Regions from separate parts of the Homo sapiens genome. Here all the other regions are linked to region 3. The links are chromatin contacts, found by Hi-C or POLR2A ChIA-PET in ENCODE. All regions are on one chromosome and are shown on one strand. The core of a region is the stretch at or near the end of the contact, and the rest is flanking DNA. Distances in the headings are between cores, read along the strand shown.

Evidence for each region. Hi-C counts contacts between places; a loop is a spot of excess contacts on that map. ChIA-PET counts read pairs that join two places held with the same protein, here RNA polymerase II (POLR2A). Pooled maps may share reads with other maps.
Region 1: a loop to region 3 is called in a map of gastrocnemius medialis, with 10 times the contacts of the local background. The contact joins the enhancer-like site here to the promoter of TULP3 in region 3. A Hi-C loop is called at or near these places in 4 of 168 maps with a recorded cell type or tissue (A673, GM12878, gastrocnemius medialis and 1 more) and 2 of 50 pooled maps. POLR2A ChIA-PET finds 5 or more read pairs at or near these places in 14 of 52 experiments (B cell, H1, HEK293 and 10 more).
Region 2: a map of tibial artery shows a loop between it and region 3 (2.9-fold over the local background). The contact joins the enhancer-like site here to the promoter of TULP3 in region 3. A Hi-C loop is called at or near these places in 3 of 168 maps with a recorded cell type or tissue (HepG2, ovary and tibial artery) and 5 of 50 pooled maps. POLR2A ChIA-PET finds 5 or more read pairs at or near these places in 16 of 52 experiments (A549, AG04449, AG04450 and 13 more).

Annotation. Positions count from the first base shown.
Region 1 is chr12:2,922,923-2,925,667 of GRCh38, forward strand. All of the region lies in intron 4 of TULP3 (TUB like protein 3), which reads left to right. Among named protein-coding and RNA genes, the nearest start is that of TULP3, 33 kb to the left of the region's middle. RefSeq lists an enhancer at 51-557. Within about 2 kb of position 1,314, at least 2 of the 41 ENCODE cell types and tissues checked have a DNase peak (open chromatin) inside an H3K27ac peak, as active enhancers do; they include gastrocnemius medialis, where a contact is called at or near this core.
Region 2 is chr12:2,844,219-2,846,964 of GRCh38, forward strand. It overlaps a transcript of ITFG2 not described here. Among named protein-coding and RNA genes, the nearest start is that of NRIP2, 11 kb to the left of the region's middle. RefSeq lists enhancers at 609-1,596, 1,597-2,582. Within about 2 kb of position 1,272, at least 8 of the 41 ENCODE cell types and tissues checked have a DNase peak (open chromatin) inside an H3K27ac peak, as active enhancers do; they include tibial artery, where a contact is called at or near this core.
Region 3 is chr12:2,889,529-2,892,357 of GRCh38, forward strand. It overlaps TULP3 (TUB like protein 3), which reads left to right and starts at 1,363. Exons shown (of 11, transcript NM_003324.5): 1 at 1,363-1,460. The coding sequence starts at 1,420. RefSeq lists an enhancer at 759-938 and a silencer at 1,209-1,258.

The sequences.
Region 1 (2,745 bases), core at 64-2,563, 33 kb after region 3:
GGCTCACTGCAAGCTCCGCCTCCCGGGTTCACGCCATTCTCCTGCCTCAGCCTCCTGAGTAGCTGGGACTACAGGCGCCCGCCACCACGCCTGGCTAATTTTTTGTATTTTTTTAGTAGAGACGGGGTTTCACGGTGTTAGCCAGGATGGTATCAATCTCCTGACCTGGTGATCCGCCCGCCTCGGCCTCCCAAAGTGCTAGCTAGGATTATAGGCGTGAGCCACCACGCCCAGCCGAAAAATAATTTTATAATGAGAAGGGATTAAGCATCCCCTTTGCAGATGAGAAAACTGAAGCCCAATAATGAATATGTATTGGGTACCTACTTTGCATTAGGCAAACATTGCTAGGTCCTGGCATATATGAATCAGGAGATTCTACCACGGAATGGCATAATAAATGAACGTTTAAACAAATTTGTATATTCACTTATTTAGAAAGTATGTTTTGGCCAGGCTTAGTGGCTCACGCCTATAATTCCAGCACTTTGGGAGGCCAAGGTGGGTGGATCACCTGAAGGTCTAGAGTTTGAGACCAGCACATGGTGAAACCCTTCTCTACTAAAAATATAAAAAAAGTAGCCAAGCATGGTGGTGGGTGCCTATTAATCCCAGCTACTCTGGAGGCTGAGGCAGGAGAATTGCTTGAACTTGGGAGGCAGAGGTTGCAGTGAGCCAAGATTGCACCATTGCACTCCAGCCTGGGCAACAAGAGTGAAACTTCTCAAAAAAAAAAAAAAAGAAAAGAAAAAGAAAGTATGTTTTGAGTCCAGGCATGGTGGCTCATGCCTATAATCCTAACACTCTGGGAGGCTGAGGCGGGCAGATCACTTGAGTCCAAGGGTTCAAGACCAGCCTGGGCAACATGGAGAAACCTTGTCTCTACAAAAAATGCAAAAAAAAAAAAATTGTCTGGGTGCAGTGGCGCACACCTGTAGTCCCAGCTACTTGGGGGGCTGAGGCAGGAGGATGGCTTGAGCCTGGGAAGTGGAGGTTGCACTAAGCTTGCGATTGCACCACTGCACTCCAGCCTGGGTTACAGAGCAGGACCCCGTCTCAACAACAACAACAACAGAAGTAAAGTAAGAAAATATGTTTGAGTACATACCATATCTGAGGCAACATTCTAGGTACTTAGGATACATGAGTAAGCATGGTTCCTGCCCTCATGGAGCGCTTATTCTAATTGAAGCTTCATGCACTTAAATAGGCTAGAGCTAGAAAATCAAGGTGCTGAGAGAGCCTGACGCCTCACTCCACTTGGACACTTTCCCAGAGAAAGTGATATTTGAGCTAGTGCCTGACTCAGGAAGAGGTGCTGGCCAGTTCAGAATGGCAGCAGCTCAGGGCGTGTGGTCATAGGGTAGGAAGGGGGATGTAGAGAGATGAGCCAGGAGAGGGAAGTGGGCTCTAATTATATGGGACCTAATAGACCATGTCAGGAATTGGGACTTTATCTAAGGAGTAATAGAAGGCTGGACATGGTGGCTCACATGTGTAATCCCAGCACTTTAAGAGGCTGAGGTGGGAGTATTGCTTGAAGTTAGGTGTTCAGGACCAGCCAGGGCAACATAGCAAGACCCAGTCTCTAACAAAAAAAAATTTTTAATTAGCTGGGTGTGGTGGTACACACTGGTAGTCCCAGCTACTTGAGAGGTTGTGCTAGGAGGATTGCTCGAGCCCAGGTTATTGAGGATGCAGTGAGCTATGATCATGCCACAGCACTCCAGCCTGGGTGACAGAATGAAACCATGTCTTTAAAAATTAAAAAAAAAAAAAAATTGGGTTGGGTGGAGTGGCTCATGCCTATAACCCCAGCACTTTGGGAGGCTGAGGTGGGAGGATTGCTTGAGCCCCAGAGTTCGAGGCTGCAGTGAGCCAAGATTGTGCTGCTGCATTCCAGCCTGTGTGTAGAGTGAGACCCTGTCTCAAAAAATAAAAATTAAAAATAAAAATTAATTAAAAAAAAATAGGGCTGGGCGCTATGGCTTATGCCTGTAATCCCAGCACTTTGGGAGGCCGACACGGGCGGATCACAAGGTCAGGAGATCAAGACCATCCTGGCTAACACGGTGAAACCCTGTCTCTACTAAAAATTAGCCAGGTGTGGTGGCGGGCGCCTGTAGTCCCAGCTACTCGGGAGGTTGAGGCACGAGAATGGCGTGAACCCGGGAGGCGGAGCTTGCAGTGAGCCGAGATCACGCCACTACACTCCAGCCTGGGCGACGGAGCAAGACTCCGTCCGTCTCAAAAAAAAAAAGAGCAGTAAGAACCTGTGAGGAATTTTAAGCTGAACAATGATATGATCACAGTTGAGCTGTGGAAAAATTACTGTGTACCAGAAAGAAGGAATTGAAGGGGGAAGTCCAGAAACAGGAAAGCTATTTAGGAGATCGTTTGACTGATGATGGCCTGACCTCCAGTTCCAATATAGTGTGGTGTTTGCAAAAGCACAGGCAGGGGAGATGCAGAATTGCTCTGCTAGGGCAATGAGAAGAGACAAGAGAGGTACCAGGAGGAAGGGAGGGGGTGATTCCGCTGAACAAAGAAGGATGTGTGTCTGCCTACGTGCTAGGGGAGCAGGGAAGTAGCTGGAGCCTGACATTGTGAGTGTCCATCATGTGTCAGGCACTTGACATGTACTACCTCATCTGATTTAATAGTTGTAATAGTGCCTTGGGGGTTTGTAAAGACAGTTTTCCTGTCTTTAACATGAAGGTGACCATGGTACTTTCCTATTATTTT
Region 2 (2,746 bases), core at 22-2,521, 45 kb before region 3:
CTACACTCCAGCGTGGGTGAGAGTGAGACCCTGTCTCAAAAAAAATAAAATAAGGCTGGGCATGGTGGCTGATGCCCGTAATCGCAGCACTTTGGGAGGCTGAGGTGGGCGGATCACATGAGGTCAGGAGTTCGACACCAGCCTGTCCAATGTGACGAAACCCTGTCTCTACTAAAAATACAAAAATTAGCTGAGCATAGCGGTGTGCGCTTGTAATCCCAGCTACTTGGGAAGCTGAGACAGGAGAATCACCTGAACCAAGGAGGCAGAGGTTGCAGTGAGCCAATATCACACCACTGCACTCCAGCCTGGACAGCAGAGCAAGACCCTGTCTCAAAATAATAATTATAATAAATTAAATAATAGTAAACTGTATGCCTCAGCTTAGTATCTCCAAGGTGGAAATCATACAGGACCTACCTTCAGCACTCCTGTCCCTCCCTCTTTGTTTATCTTTTTTATTTCCCGCTTCCATTCCCCTGTATTTTTCCCTCCTCCTTGCCTAAGCTGTGGGCCTGCACTTGGCACCCTTGGACACGACCTCCCCTTCCTAGTGATACTCAGACTAAAGAAGTCACTGACTATTGTTTGGGAACCATGTCATGATACCTAGTGTCAACGTTCCATAAACACCCAGTAAACATAAGTGTGGTCTAAGGGAAGCCACACATCGAAATTCCTGTCTTGGAATTTGGACAATGGCAAGATGCAGCCACATTCTTTACAAGCGTGGAGGCGTTCGTGAGGCTCTGCCCTGGGACTGGCAGGGAATGAACTGGCTTGGGACTAACATAAGTGGAGCAGCTATGTGAAGAGCCACGGGAACCGCTACCTGTGATGGCAGGTGGGCAGCAGCCACTATTGACACTGTGTAATGAAAAGAGCAAATGTGTGCGGCTCGGTGGCAGCACAACTAAGGACAGGGCTCAGTGATGGAAAAGAGGCATGAAGACAAGGGGCTCCCAGCAAGTGAGGCAGCGATGAGTTGGAATGAAGGCTGGAGGGTCGCAGGGAAGCTGGAAAGTGAGTTGGGTGGGGACTGTCTGCAGAGGGGATCTTGGCTCGAGTTTGTCATCTCAAGGAGCAGCTATGGGGCTTTTTGAGGCATGGTAATTAGATGAGACAACCCTGGCAGGGCATGACTGGCAACGTGGGTGGCCCTGTATGGTCCCCCAGGGGTTCCCAGTCCCCACAGCTTCCCGACTCCCTGGCCCCAGCCATTCCTCAAGCTCCCAGCAGCTCAGGAACTTGCGTCAGCAGCTCAGGTCATGACACCAAGATCAGGCTTGGAAAGGGGGAGGTGGAGGGAGGGGAGTTTTTGGCCCGGAAATGGCTGGGAAGACTTCCTTTGCTGGGATTAACTGTTGTCCGTGAAGCTGGTGGCATTCAGCAGGGCACAGGGTGTTCTGGGGAGTGAAGTATGTGGGGGAAAGGGGTGTCCATACCTTCACCCCTGCCTCCCTCTCAGAGCTGCACTCCAGCTGTGGTGAAAGAGTGGATCTTTAGGCAGATACAGATACAGAGATTCCCCCCACCCCACCCCACCAAAGGCTTTCAGGACCTCTAGGTTCATTCGTGTGTGGGGATGGAGTAAGGAGGTTGCTCATGCTTGCCAGCCAAGTGTATGTAGGCTGAGCTGGGGTGATTTTCTTTTTCTTTTTTTTGTTGAGTTAGGGTCTCACTGTATTCCCCAGGCTGGTCTGAAACTCCTGGGCTCAAGCGATCCTCCTGCCTCAGCCTCCCAAGTAGCTGGGACTACAGGTGCACACCACTGCACCTGCCTGGCTGGGGGTTGCCTCGTTAGGGTCCCCAGGCCCGGAAGGTCGCGTGCTTGCTATTGCTGCCCCGCAGACCCCCATGGCCTGCTGGAGCTAGGGGGCGCCAGAAGCCTTACTTCTGTGTCTCTGGCCGATGAACAAGAGAGCCTGGATACTGCTGCAGAGCAGAGGCTGTTCCGGAGAGCAGGGCTGGAAGGTGGTGGGGCGGGGTGAAGTCCTGACTAGAGGCTGGGAGCTTCTGGGTGGGCAGGGTCTGCCAGGGCAGGAGCCTGTGTGAGTGCAGCTTCCTTTCTGCCCGCCCCTAGCTTAAGGCCAGAGAGTAGGCAGCTTGTTTTCAAGAATCCCAATGGCTTTCTTCCTCCCACTCCCTAAATCTTCTTGCCCACCCTCTAACCATGCCCAGGGCCTCTCGCTGTGAGGTGGCAAGTAGCCCGAGAAGCAGATGGTAGCCCAGGCCTTGCAGTCCCCGCTCCAGCACACCCCTCCCGTCCTCTCGCCAGGAGGCTGCCTGGCTTTGTGGTCCGGAGCAAGTCACTTCTCGACGGGCTTCACTTTGCCCATCTGAAGTCTGAGGTTGTTAGGCGTGTTTTCTAATGGCCTGCCCAGCTCTGACATTTTTGGATCCTATGTAAAGGGAACCCTCCTTTCCACCCTCATTCCCAGTCCAGAGTGAGGAGATTGGGTAAATTCCCAGAGCCCTGGCACTCCCGTGGAGCACTCAGGAAACGCTCCTTCACCCCTCAATTCTGCTCTCACACACCCCGTCACACATAGACTCACATACACCAAGCAGAGAGGAGCAAAGAGAAGGACCATGTAAGACAATCACGGACATGGCGTTAGAAGGAAACTGAGAAACGCTCTACAAGAGTTCGATGTATTACATTATTTTTAATTTAGATGAAATTCACATAACACAAAATTTACCATTTTAAAGTGTACGTACACTTCAGTGGCTTTTCATATAT
Region 3 (2,829 bases), core at 113-2,612:
GCTGGACCTACTGTGTCAGGTCCAGCCCCAACTAGATCAAGCAGGGATTACTGTATATTTTACAGATGGGAGTTTGATGCAGAGAATGAACCATGCACAGGTCACACAGTGAGTGCACGCTGACCCAGGCAGTGTAACGGTCCACTCTCAGCGTGTGCCTCCTAAAGTACTAACTTGTAGGTTCAAAACCAATGTGGAAACAACTTTGACCTTAGAACGCCATAAAGCCATTTGTGCAGTGACTTGTCAGGACTCAGGATGTTTTGTAGGGACTATAATGTGCATGTCGGTAGGGAGAAAGGGACTGACATTTGGGGACGGGATTTATTGGAGACAAGAGTACACATTTAGACAGGGGCTCTCACGGTGGGCTATGGATGTTTGAGGAAGGCCCACAGGAGGTAGAAAGGTAGATGGAAAGAGTCTCCAGGACGGGCCCACGCCTGTAATCCCAGCACTTTCGGAGGCTGAGGCGGGTGGATCATTTGAGGTCGGGAGTTAAGAGGCCAGTCTGGCCAACATGGTGAAACCCTATCTCTACTAAAAATACGAAAAATAGCCAGGCAGTAGTGGCCCCTGCCTGTAATCCCAGCTACTCCACAGGCTGAGGCAGGAGAATCGCTTGAGCCTGGGAGGCGGAGGTTGCGGTGAGCTGAGACCGGGCCACTGCACTGCAGTCTGGGCGAGAGAGAAACCCTGTCTCAAAAAATTAAAGTCTCTGGATTCCCTCGTGTGCTTTAGGGGAGTCTGTAGAGCAGGTCTAGGAATGACCTAAAAGCTTGGGCTGGAGTAGGGGAAGCTTAAGTTCTGTGCAGTTGAAGTTCAAGGCCAGCCTATGGAAGATGCGTTTCACTGGGAGTGACTGATGGAGTGGAGAGGGTACCAGAGGGGGTCCACGAAGGCCGCTGGTATCAGGGCAGGGGCCAGAATGGGAAGCGGCAGAGGTCTGTACATCCTCACAGGGCAGACCTCGGGAAGCGCTCTGGGTGGGCTCGGTAAAAATGGCGGGGGTGCGAGGAGCCGTTGCGTGCGTGGCGGTTGGTGCGGTATAGGAGACTCCTCTGACCGGACTCGCCTGCTGGCCGCGCGGCGGGCGAGGCCCAGGCAAAAACAAAGTCTTCCCGCTCAGTACCGGCCCCGCGAGGCGCTCCAGAGGACCAAGCCTTAGCTCGCGTCACCCCACCCCCGCGCAGGCGCGTTTAACTCCCGCTCGCCTCCCGCCCCTTAGCAACCCTCCCGCATCGTTGGGCCCCGGCAATAGCCAATGAGACAGGAGCCACGAGAACACGGACCAATCGGCGGCGGCGACAGTGTGGAACGCGGTTGCCAGGAGGCGGGACGCGGCGGCGTGCCAGCCTAGCCACTCTAGCGACGGCGGGGAAGAGTGTGTACGTGGTGGGGGCTTCCTCGGTGGCGGGCATGGAGGCTTCGCGCTGCCGGCTCAGTCCCAGCGGCGACAGGTCAGACAGGGCCGTGGCAGGTCTCCTCCTGAGCGAGGCGGAGGGGCGAAGCGAGAAGGCGGAGGTCCTCTCCGGGAGCCCTGCGGGGAGAGGGCGGGACTCGGGACTTGGCGACTCAGGGAGGGACTGGTTTCGGCGGCGGGAGGCGACCCCCTCGCCCTACTCCCGTGTGGGGACCCCTTTCTCAAGTGGAGCGGCGGCACTACATCCCGCGCCGTGGGCAGAGACCTTTGGTTCAGGTCCCTGCTTAGGAACTTCTGGAGTTTTCGTGACGGGCTCCCTCGGCCCCTCTGGGCCTCGGGTTTCCCTCGGGGGAGAGGCGCTGGCCCCGCTCAGCTCCCACTGCCCGGCGGTGTCACAGCCGAGAGGGGACCCAGCCCCTCCCGGGAGGCGGTGCGGGTGATGTTTAGTAGCTTGTTCTGACGCCGCTGCTTCGGACGGGTAAAGCTGAATTCTGGAGCAGAGTCCGAGGAGCGGAAACGCGAAACTTCTTTTTCCTCTCTGCTTTCCAGTGTTTGTCCCTGATTCGGGATGGTCTGACTGATTTGCCAGTGGGCCACACCCCTTGTTTGTGCGCCTCTTTCTCTGCCAGAGGGAGAGCCTCGGAAAAAAAAGGATCCAAAATCTCAGCGTGTCACTTTCTTGTTCGCTAGGTTAATGAGAAGTTAATGGGAAGCCGTTTGAAATCATTGGTTAGAAACTTTGGCGTCATCTGAGGATTTAAGCCCTACACGCCAACTGTATACCCCGCTTTTTATTCCATTACCAAGACAAAGATTTGGGGCCAGGCGCCTTGGAACACGTCTATTATCCCCAGCACTTTGGGAGGCCAAGGCAGGAGGATCGCTTGGTCTCAGGAGTTCGAGACCAGCCTGGACAAGATAGCGAGACCCCCATCTCTAGAAAAAAATAAAATAAAATAAAATCAATCAGTCAATCAATTAAAATTTGGCCGGACACGGTGGTGCGCGCCTGTAGTTCCAGCGACTCGAGAGACTGAGGAGGGAGGATTCCTTGAGCCCAGGAGTTCCAAACTCCTGTGTTGGGCCACTGAGCTCGCTAGCCTGGGCAACGCAGTGACATCCTGTCACCTTAAAAAAAAAATGATTTGACGTGTAAGTATTTAGTTTGATATTTCCACTAGTAGATATTTAAACAATTTTAAACCATTTTTAAAAATTGTCACAAAGTTGTTGGGGGTAAAGAACATGTATTTTCCTTTTTCGTCAAGTTCTATTGAGGTGATAGCTGCACTCTGAAATTTGTTCACTGTGCTTTTTTTTTTCCCAAGTCGAGGAAGAAAACTACATTTACAGGTGTAAGTGGTAGAGGAGATAAAGTTAGTATTCAGCATCTCTGGTTGAATTCC